Linked DNA regions of Homo sapiens: region 2 is linked to region 1. A link is a contact called in ENCODE Hi-C or POLR2A ChIA-PET data. All regions are on one chromosome and are shown on one strand. The core of a region is the stretch at or near the end of the contact, and the rest is flanking DNA. Distances in the headings are between cores, read along the strand shown.

What was found. Hi-C counts contacts between places; a loop is a spot of excess contacts on that map. ChIA-PET counts read pairs that join two places held with the same protein, here RNA polymerase II (POLR2A). Pooled maps may share reads with other maps.
Region 2: a pooled map shows a loop between it and region 1 (4-fold over the local background). The contact joins two enhancer-like sites. A Hi-C loop is called at or near these places in 1 of 37 single-sample maps with no recorded cell type and 3 of 50 pooled maps. POLR2A ChIA-PET finds 5 or more read pairs at or near these places in 1 of 52 experiments (T-cell).

Annotation. Positions count from the first base shown.
Region 1 is chr2:37,651,024-37,656,752 of GRCh38, forward strand. The region is part of intron 1 of CDC42EP3 (CDC42 effector protein 3); the gene reads right to left. Among named protein-coding and RNA genes, the nearest start is that of CDC42EP3, 18 kb to the right of the region's middle. RefSeq lists enhancers at 1,237-1,426, 3,049-3,258, 3,926-3,985, 5,383-5,502. Within about 2 kb of position 1,253, at least 22 of the 41 ENCODE cell types and tissues checked have a DNase peak (open chromatin) inside an H3K27ac peak, as active enhancers do.
Region 2 is chr2:38,259,492-38,265,220 of GRCh38, forward strand. No RefSeq gene overlaps it. Among named protein-coding and RNA genes, the nearest start is that of ATL2, 110 kb to the right of the region's middle. Within about 2 kb of position 2,285, at least 3 of the 41 ENCODE cell types and tissues checked have a DNase peak (open chromatin) inside an H3K27ac peak, as active enhancers do.

The sequences.
Region 1 (5,729 bases), core at 3-2,502:
GTTCAGTTAAGCGTATCCTTCCAAATAAATACTACTCAGATCTAACAAAGGATGAAGAAGTGCTTAATATGCTCATCCGAGAAGAGCCCAAAGATGTACATCATCAAAGGAAAAAAAAAGAGGTGCAAATGCGTGTATTTATATTTGTACTGGCTTATCTATAGAGTATTTCTGGAAACACACAAGTAATAATAGTGACTGTCCACAGAGAGGGGAAGTAGATGGAAGGGGAACAGGGTGGCAAAGAAATTTCACTATCCTTTTATGATTTTGGATTTTCAAATCATGTTAATGAACTGGCTATTTTTTTTTAAATCACAAATATATAAATGTGTATGCAGGGCTCAGATTAGGCTTTCCTGGAGAGCCAATTTTATACATGGCTGTTAGGTCCTGAAAAGCCTACTATGAGTTACTGATCATAACACAAACATCAGGAAAATGTGTCTAAAAGCAGCATCTGCAATGGCAGTGTGTGGGTATATGAAGACTTCACAAAAGGCCTGAGCCACGTCTCCCCTGACCCTGGCTATGGGACAGATCACTTTTTGCTTCTGTGATCAGGCCTTCACCAAAGAGGCAGCATGGATCTGTACTTTGTAAAAGGGAAGAGATCTCAGAAGAGAAACATTTGTAGTCGGAAAGGAAAGTGAGAAAATTCAACAGGTGGGAGAGGATGCAGGAGGAGCTGCTGGCCAGGGCATGAGCGAGGAGGGAAGTGCAGGCAGGTGGAATCGCCTGGGCCCGTGAGGACAGCAACTTGTGCAAGGGTGACTAGTGACACACACAGATAACCTTTGATGATGGAATGGGCCTATATGCCATGACTTGAAATCCCATCCCTCCTCATCATTTTAAGAAGACACCTGGGGCCGGGCATGGTGGCTCAAGCCTGTAATCCCAGCACTTTGGGAGGCCGAGGCGGGCAGATCACAAGATCAGGAGATAAAGACCATCCTGGCTAACACGGTGAAACCCCGTCTCTACTAAAAATACAAAAAATTAGCCGGGCCTGGTGGCAGGCGCCTGTAGTCCCAGCTACTTGGGAGGCTGAGGCAGGAGAATGGCATGAACCCGGGAGGCGGAGCTTGCAGTGAGCCAAGATCGTGCCACTGCACTCCAGCCTGGGTGACAGAGCAAGACTCCCTCTCAAAAAAAAAAAAAAAAAAAAAAAAAAAGAAAATAGAAGACACCTGGGTTCCAGGAGACTGCTGGTGAATGACCAACACATCAGAACAGTCAGCATGAGTCAGGGGAACCCCAGGGCTTTGCGTTCTGCCCAGAAGGAAGAAGGATCTGCTTGGAGGAAGGGATGCTGGGAAAAGAGAAAAGGAGGAGCTAAACAGGAAAGGCTTACAGGCCGGAAGCGAATTACCAGACTACAACTAGGGAGCGGGCCCTCCTGGGTGTTCCACAACCCAGATGAGAGAATTTTAGCTTTCTGTCTCAGTCAAAACTCTCAACACCAGCATTAACCTGTGGGCACTGAGCCATCTGAGGGTGCTGAGCACATTCACTCGTGTCTGTCCTTTCCTCATCTTGAACCCCTTTCCTGCAACCAAGGGTCAAGTCATGTGGTCACCCAGGCTGGAGTGCAGTGGCATGATCACAGCTCACTGCAGCATCGAAACCCTGGGCTCAAGCCATCCTCCTGCCCCAGCATCCTGAGTAGCTGAGACTACAGGTGCACAACACCATTCCCAGCTAATTAAAAACAATTTTTTTTTTTTTTAGAACAAGGGGTCTTGCCATGTTGCCCAGGCTGGTCTTGAACTCCTGGCCTCAAGTGATCCTCCTGCCTCAGCTTCCCGAGCAGCTAGGCTTACAGATGAGCCTCACCATGCCTGGCTCTCTAGTTTTCTTGCATTTCTCTACTCCCACTATCTTACCTAAATCTTAAAAGACAGACAAAGGTTCTTATAGTTAGCCCTTTCTCAAAAACCTTGACCCTGAAATTTGAACTTCCCACAATTATTCCTGGTTTCTTTCTAGTTCCACAAACTTTCTCCTAGTTCTTGGATCATGGTTTGTTCCTCTTTCCCTTCATAGATAACACTGGAGATAACATTCATCTCAGAAGTTAGATTCCTTTAAAAACAAATGCTCTAGTTCCTGGGGCACTAGAGAGAAAAGATTTGCCAACAAAAGGGTCCAGCTTGCCAGTCAGTCATGTGGCAGGTCAGAGAGAACACATGTGGCAGGCAGACAGGTGGGCACAGTGCTGCTGAGAACGGACATGCTCCCTTACAGGTTGTGTGAGAAATCCAAGAGTTTCAATACACAAAAGGACCGGAGAGGAAGCTACGGCCCTGGTTTTTATAAGGAAGGAAGAGAGCCGGGTTGCACTAGGCTAGACAATTCTAGTTTCTTGTGACTGACTGAAGCGTAAATGACAGTGATAATGATAGAAATAATCACAGCAGTAATAAATAATTTGGTTAAGAAAAAAACTGAAGCGGTGCTTTGCTTCATTTCTTACCATCTTTTTGGCAAACAGAATGATGCTGAAAATATCAAAACAGGGCAGCAGCCAGGAGGAAGGGAAAATCAAGCGGTTTTAAAAAATGACAGACAGAAAAATCAGCTCCTAAGTTACTTAGAGTTGATGCACTGGCAACTTACAGGACTCTGAAAAGAACCAAGGAGTTGGGATATTTTTAAAATTCCATTTATTTTAAAGGAATGTTTGGTTTGCCTACTAATTGTTTTTAGATTAATTCTTAGTGGAGAGAAAAAGTAAAAAAAAAAAAAAATTGCATCCTGCAAAACAGGTTGCAGTGTTAATTTAAAACACACATGTATAAAAATGGGCAGGTGGGTTGAGGGGTGCTACTGCCCCCAGGGACCTGCGGCTCTGTTCTTTTCTCCTCCTTGCAGGAAGTGAGCCTGCATCCGACTTCCCCTTTCTGGCTCGGTTGTCACATCCTTCAGGGACATTCCAGCTTCTGATCACTTTTCGCTTTGCCTCAGCACAGTCGCACTATGCGGCCAGTCACGGCACCACTGCACTACTGCACCATCTGAGCCCCATGCCAGAGTATCCAGCGACTCCTCCTGCATGTTGGAACCAACAGTCCTAGGGGAGGATGATGACTCGGCCAAGTACCCTCCGCCGCCTCCCTACCCCCAACCATCTGTGGGCTATGTCTCTCTGCTGCCAACCAGAAGATAATAATTCCACTGTGCCAAGCGCCCAGAACATGATCCTAGGCTCCACATTTAGAAGGGATAAAGGCTACCTGGAACATGTCCCCGCATGTTCAGAGGGAGGCAAATGGGAGGAAGTGAAGGAGCTCGATTAGGACATGTGAGAAGAGGCTGAAGGAATAGAGCAGCTTAAAGAGAACTCATAGAAAGAGAAAACTAATCTTAAGGGATCTGAAGGATTCATTTAATTGTAATGAAAAGGAATTAACTTGTTCTGGGAGGCCCTAGAGCTACCAAGCAGAAACTACAAGGAAAGATTTTGGCTCCTCCAAGTAACAGCTCAGGTTTCTCAAAAGATGGAATGGGCTGGGGTGGGGAGGGGACAGCAAGTATGGCCATGGGATGAAGCTCTCACAGAGGGGAGGGCGGTTACCCTGCGCCTCCCTGACAGTGCGTGAAGGGAGGTGTTCACGTTCCCATTTATTCTGAGTTTCCTGTATGGGAACACGATCACTGCCAATTTCCTTGTAGTCCCATGTCACTTTTCCATAGAAAAACGCACACGGACTTTCCCTTGAAGAAGCTTTCTCTTTGAACACGGCAGTCTTCTTACTAATATAGAAATGACCAGCCAATCTTTGGGATCAGAAACACTAAAATATTACTACAATGTGGACGCTCATGTCAATCCTTTTACAAACCTCTGTAGGAGTGCTTCTCTGAATAATTTTAAAATTGAAGGGGAAAAAAACCCCATAGTGTTAGATTTTCATTTAAGTTCAATGCTGAATTTCTAAGGCGGAAATCAGTGTAACCAGAAGCACCCAGTAACCCGAAGGGGATGCTTTTCATATTTTCAGTCTGTTTAACTCCACCCATTTGAGAAGATAAGAAGATGCCTTTTCTATTTTTAGATTCTTACCCTCTCCCCATATCATCTAAACTGAGGACATAGCTCTAAGCTTCAAGACTATGAAACTCTATTAGCTGGCTCCCCAGCTGCTGAGCTCTGTTATGCAAATGAACTTAGCCAGAACGAGCAGGCGGTATTTTAAAGACCCATTCAAAGTCTGATACATCTCACCTTCCATTATTTTAAAGGACTTTCATTTGTGATTCAGCTACAGCTTGAATTTATTGTTCTTTTACAACCCTGATTATATACAGACCCACAAATACCATATGTGAGACTCAGTGCTAATTTGTGTACACGTCTCATTTTTATGGGATCTAATTTGAAAGATCTCTTAGAAGCAAAATTGGAAGACAGAAGGTCCACCTCACATAGCACCAAGTCTGCACTTTTGAACAGAGGCCATTAGGACCTTTTTTCCTATAAAAATGAGTTACTGGGGAAGACTCAATGTGGACATAGAACTCTGGCAGTTACAACAAGGCAGGAGGAGGGCAAGTCCTCTCATGCCTGGTTCATTTATCAGGACGTGTTGTACATGGCACCAGGGCTGGTCAGAAGCACCCAGGCAGGCACTCTAGTTTCATGGATGTGAATCTCTGATAAGGCCATTGCTGTGAACTGCTCACGTGTTTCCATAACTAATGGATCTGACTTGGTCTGTGATGCTGCAAGGACAATATCAATACAGGAAGAGAACTTGACTCTGAAGTTTTCAGCAGTATTCAGCCAGGATATTCATTCTAATCTCTGCTCAAAAGCAAGGAACTTGCTCTCAGTTGCTCACAAAATATTAATATTTAAGTCAGCAATTATTCTATGCAGTACTCCAGTTCTGGTAATGGTAATTTCAAATGATCCCAAATAATAAGCTGACACTGTCCAGAAATTCAGATTATGGTCATTTAACCCATACTACCTTGGAGGGCAAAGTTCCTAGCCATTTGCCTTTAGGCCACATTCTCAAGTTCTCTGATGGGGTAAAGGGACAAATACAGGACTTCCATGCTATTCTGCCACCCTGCTAGGGCTGTCTACAATAATCCACGTTCCTTGGATGGGCTGAAACATGGCTTTTCTGTATGATACCAGCACTGGCTATATGTGGAATCTGGTAGTCGTCATTCTACTCTCAATCTACTTCCACTACCAACATCCTTGCGTTATTTGTATATGTGTTACTACAAATATATTTGTTGAATGATTTCCCTCTAACTAGGCTGAAAGCTCTTCTGTGGGCATGAGCTTATTCATCTTTTGCCTCCCACAACACATGGCCCACAGTGAACTTCAAATTCACAAGTGTTAAATCCATAACCCCTGCTAGACTTTCCATCATGAGAGCCAGGTTGACTTGCTCCCGGGGGCCAAACCCTAGAGCAAGTCTACAGAGGCTCTCTGGAAAGTGACAAATCTGAAATGCTTTGTTCTCTAAATAATTTACACCTGTGAAGAGTACTAGCTAGCATGAGTGCTTTCTGTGGGCCAGGCAGGCATGTAATGCTCAGAGCATACCTCTTAGGAAGCAGTCTTAGATGAAGCCTGTGTCTCCAGTCAATCACCCAAAATGTGGAGGAGCTAGGATTCCAGCCATAGCTGCATTCTGTAGCCACTGCCGATTTGATAACTCAAGGACTGCCAACCTGAAGACTATGTATCTTGAAGTCTG
Region 2 (5,729 bases), core at 1,035-3,534, 610 kb after region 1:
CGGTGAAAATGGTGACACAGAAGGACAGGGGGAAATGGGGCAACTCATAGTTCCTTTTCCCTTCAGTTGTTCTTTTTCCTTTCCTTTTCTTTCAAAAAAGAGAGAGGGTCTTGCTCTGTTGCCCAGGATGGAGTGCAGTGTTGCAATCATGGCTCTCAGTCTTGAACTCCTGAGATCAAGCGATCCTCCCAGCTCAGCCTCCAGGGTAGCTAAGACTACAGGCCTGCACCACCACGCCAAGCTAATTTTTAATTTTTTTGTGGAGATAGGGTCTCACTATGTTGCCCAGGGTTGTCTCAAATTCCTGGCCTCAAGTGATCCTCCCCTCTCAGCCTCCCAAAGCACTGGGATTACAGGTGTGAGCCTGTGCACCCAGCTCAGTTTTTCTTTACTCATCAGTAAGTCAAAGGTACAGACTGTTGGTAGAAAGTCCTCATACAAAAAAATGAAATGAAAACAATCTGAGCTCATTTTGTATAGCATTTCCATTGTTCTGGCAAACACAAAATATATATGAATGTACAAACTGAGAAATATAAATTGTATAATTTTAGTGATTCTGCGTAAAATTTAAATGTTCTTCTATTTACATTTAAAATTGCCATTTTATGCTAATATCATTAAATTTTAATTTTTCTTTTCTTAGAACAACAATAAATTTTAAAAACTTCATGACAAGTCGAGAGGGAAAGTACAGAGGAAAGGAAGGAATTTTATGTTTTAGTAATTTTCACATCATTTTTCCTTGATTTTCGAAGGAGGGCCTTGCATTTTCAGGCCCTGCAAATTATGCAGCCAACCTTGCATAGGAGGTTAGTGCTGGAAAGACCTTAGAGATTATCTAGCTCAATCCATTCATCAGACACAAAAGATGGACTGAGAAAGATGAAATGATATTTTGCTTAGGAAATTAAAAGGGGAGAGTAGGATGGGAAAAACTTCCTCCATCTTCAGATCTTCAGGAGTGAACGGTGGTTTCACTGAAAGACACTAAGTCCACGGGGAGCCGCACCTCTCAGATCTGTCTCTTTGCAGGTTGTCTAACGCCCACTCCCTCCCGTGTTGATCTGGGCTTCTCTCACATTAGAGGGCAGTAGAGCCAAGTACCCAGATCCTTTGCAGCTGCTGCATATTTTGGCCCCACGTCCACCATCCTGGGTTTCCCCCTGTGGGTGTCCTTCCCACACATTCAACATCCAAGCAAGGTCCTACACCACCAAGAGAGTCCCGCCAGCCCTGGGCACCTACGGGGACTTCCAGTGGACACGTATTCTATTCTTGGGAACTTTCGGTTTCTAAGAAGTCCACAAAGCCTTTAAAAGTTTGGAAAAAGAGTTGAAAAGAATCGTAAGAGGTAGGATTTAGAGGAGAACGGGGAGTCCCGATGCAACGCCCTGAGTCTTCCTCCCTTAGACAACTTTTTCCTTCCTGTGAAGACAGTATGCAAGGAAAAAAAGAGAGTGCTAGAACTGAATTGGGAACAATGTAATGTCTTTTTCTATTGCTCTGGCAAAATCCTTGCTGAGAAACTGAGAAGTGTTGATTCTGAAAGCTTTTTTAGAAATTCTTTCCAAGGCAACTTAATTCAACAACACATTTAACAAGAGTCTTTTGTCAGACATCCTGTCCTCTGATATTTTAGAAAACACCACACACACACACACACACACACACGTGCACATGCATGTATGCACACACACTTTATTTTCACTTTTCTTCCCATCCAGCCCAAGGCATGCCCAGAGCACAGCAAAGCAACGCTTGGAGCTTTGAAAGGACACCATGTCCTTTCAAAACATGATTTTGAATTCCATCCTGCCTTCTCTCCACCTACATTAAAACTCTTGAAGGACATTTTCTTCTAATACTGTCTTTTTTGGGACTTCTTCATGTTGCCTGCAAATTATCTCTTTTCGAATCACAGCGTTTTGGGCACAGACCATCACTGCCCACGGAGTGATGAAGCAGACCGGGGCTGTGGTTACAGAGTCAGAAAGAAGGGTCTCCTGCCCCAGGGACCACCACACCCTCTCCCAGCATTCAAGCTGCCCAAGCTTTCTCAGAAAACATCTTTCCAGGCCATCACCAGCAGCGGGTTTTACCAAAAACGTCCCACTCTCTGGCTTCCTTGCTGATCTGTGGGCCTTGCTGGATCCACCCGCTCACGCACGGCCCTCCCCACAGACCTCTGCCTCGGCTGGATTCTTCCCTTCCACTGGCTCTTATGTGCTGGACTTCTGGATTCTCATTTGCTTCCTGAATTTTGTCGCCAGGACTCAGAATTCAGTCCTCCTGTCCAGTTCTGCTCTTGCGAGAGCCAACTCACATGCAAGCCCTCAAATCCTTCCTCATTGCTCTGAGGCTGGTTCTGGAGCACTTCGGCAGGGCCTGTATTCTAGCATAGTATCATAGTGCTTGCCTCCCCCACTAAAATGAAAATCAGGGACAATGACTCTTTCTCCAGGCCTCCTCTTCTACCCAAATACCTGGTGCTGGACTGGTATGCCGGCACACATTAGATGCTCAGTAAATAATTGCTGTCTAAAACAGATGTTCTCCACTGCAAGCACAACATTCCTTGTTAACATATCTGCACAAAAACCCAGAAAACAAATGTGGTTGTAACTTTGATTTCAGTTTGACAAACGTCTTTCAGTTGTGTTTCCAGAACGCCTCTTCCATCAACTTCAAAAGGCTGTGAACCGGGAGGCTGTCACACACGTAAGATCCAAAAAGCCACGTGGACTGCTCTGCCCAGCTGCAGGGCACTAGGGGCTGTTGTTGAGCTCTGAACAGATCCTGGGATTATTTATAATTGAAAATCAGACTCTGAGAGCCTTTAGAGTCATGAAGGAACTCATTATTCTCCTTCCCCACGTGCTTCTCCTCTGTTTTTCCCACCTCTGCCTCTGACCTGACATCTGACCACACTCACAGCAGGCTCTTCAGATCCCCTAGGCCTCAGAGCACCTGTGCTTGGCAAACAGCTGCTTTCCTGCTGGACTGAGACCCGCAGACCACCTGCATGCCCACACATACCCTTCTGACTGCAATGGAGCATCAAAGACTGAGAGCGAGGACCGGGTGGCCAGCTGAGGCGGAAACTCCGCCAGAGCTGACTTATTCCCAGGCTTATCTCAGCAGGGGCCTGCAGAAGTGGGGACACGGAATTGAGGCCACTGTGAGTTTTCGGTGTAAGCTTAGTCCCATTTCCAATCCACATGATCACCTCCCTGCCCCCTCCCCCTCCACATTCTTGGCCTGAGCCAGTCCCTCCCGTGAACACAGCAAAGGCCAGGTGACCAAGAAAGTGGAATAATAAAGGATTTTAGACTGGGGGAGGCAACTAATGGTCTTCTAAGCCAGTGAATAAAAAACTGTTTTAGCTGCCCAACCCTTTCTTCAAAAGAACCTTATTGGAAAGTCAAACAGGCAAAACCTATAAAAACCCAGAAAGAACAATCCACACTTCTGCTCTCTGGTTTTGCTTCTATCTGGCCATGATGTTTTCATCATTTTACTCTTCTGCCTTAGCTCCCTTTCATTCCTGACAAGCAGAGGCCTCTGACATCTCTGAGCCCAAACATGGGTACAGCAGTGCCTCTGAAGCCAGCAGTGCCAGACCAGCAGCAGAACTTCTCTTGCCCATCTGGGAATGGTGTTTACTGAAAACCAGAGAAAACAGGCACATTGATGAGTCCATCAGTTAGATTATTCTTTCTTGAGAGTGGCTGAAACCTGTATGAGTTTGTTCTCACATTGCTATAAAGAAATACCTGAGACTGGGCAATTTATAAAGAAAAGAGGTTTAATGGGCTTATGGTTCTGCAGGCTGTACAGAAAGCATGGTAGCATCTGCTTCCAGGGAGGCGTCAGGAAGCTTCCAATCATGGCAGAAGGTGAAAGGGGAGTAGGCATCTCACATGACAGGAGCAGAAGCAAGAGAAGGACGTGGGGGAGGAGCCACCCACTTTTAAACAGCCAGATCTCACGAGAACTCACTCACCATCATGAGAACAGCACCAAGGGGATGGTGACAAACCATTCGTGAGACATCTGCCCCCATGATCCAATTACCTCCCACCAGGCCCCACCTCCAGCACGGGAATTACAGCTCAACATGAGATGTAGTGAAGACACGGATCCAAACCATATCAAAGCCCAATACAAATAAGTTTAATTAAAATGGGGCTTTATTGGAAGGATAGTGGAACATCCACACACATACCTGGGCTCCCAGTAACTAGAATCCAGCCTCAGTGCCATGATGATCCCTCTTTCTCTGTCTCTCCTCTCTCATTCTCTCCAGTAGAGATGAGTTTTCTCTGTGTGACCACAAACATAGCCTCTGGGAGCTCTAGATTCCCATCCCTCCAGATTCCCATCCCTCCAGACTCCCTGAGCCAAAAAGCCCTCACCACCAACTTCTTTTAAAACAATCCTAGGAAAGCCTCTGATTGGTCCAGATTCCGCCATGTGCCCATCCCTGAACCAATCACTGTAGCCAGAGGGATGGACACATGTTCTCCCCATGGCCAGGATGCAGAGTTCTGGGATTGGCAGCTCCTTCCGGGCCATCAGCAAGGACACCGGGAGGAAGTAGTTCCGTGAAGAAAGAAGGGCTTCTGTTAGATTGATGGCAAACAGCACAGGTTCTTAATATTTTGATAGAGACTCTCTTGGAAACTCCTATAGCCGAAAAGATGCCTTAACCAAAAAGATTGTACCTTTGACTTCAGAATCAAAGTAACTGTAACTGAATTCCATAACTAAGAATTTAGTCCTCCTGTCCAGTTCTCTCTATTGCTCTTGCAAGAACCAGCTCAAATGCAACCCCTCAAGGCCTTTGTCATTGTTCTGAGGCCTGTTCTGGAGCATTTGAGCAGTGCCTATATTCTAAAATAGTATCTGATCTAATTAATGTTTGCCTCCTCCACTAAACTCTAACACAGGAACAATGAGTCCAGCTCCAAGCATTAGAGGCTGGGGCAACAGAGCCCTGCAGAGCTCCTCAGGCCACGCGCAGAGGGAGCCCCCACACTCCTTCCCTACACACCAGAATTAAAAACCAAACATTAGCTGGGAGTGCATGTGTTGCTTTTCTTTTGAGACTGGATTCAACTTGAAAGGACTCTTCATCTTATCTTGTGCAAGTGAGCAAGGGGAAGAGTGTTGGTTCTGTGGTGCAATAAATAACTTCTCATTATGAGAAATGCGATGCCCCTCTCCACCTAGCCATTTGGAAACCATAATCTGACATTACAGAAGCTTTTCTTGTGAGACCAGAGATATCTGAACCACTTCTCTTTTCAAGCAACTTCAGCAGGCTTTCCATGCTATTAGTGGAACAAGTCCAAGCTATCTTTGATTTGTGGTCGCTTGATTGGGTCCTGAAAGGACAGGCTCTGCTTTGTGAGGAGGGATAATTGCTTGGGAATCCTGCAGAGTAATTTAATTCCTGTGCAGTTAGAGGGACCACAAATTTGGAGAAACTTAACTCCTCTGGAGAGATGACAATATATGTGAAGGTTCCTCTCCACCATATGGGCCCTTCCTTTCCTCTGACAGCTCACTTCAGCCCTTTCTGCCTCATAAATTTTCCTGACACTGGGAATGTTTTCCTAGAAAAGAGGAGGTTCTTCTCAGATCCTGCCACACAAAGCCTGAGGCCACTTAGAAAATGATCCAGCTGCACAGCCTAACAGGTCAAACCACCATATCCTTAGGCA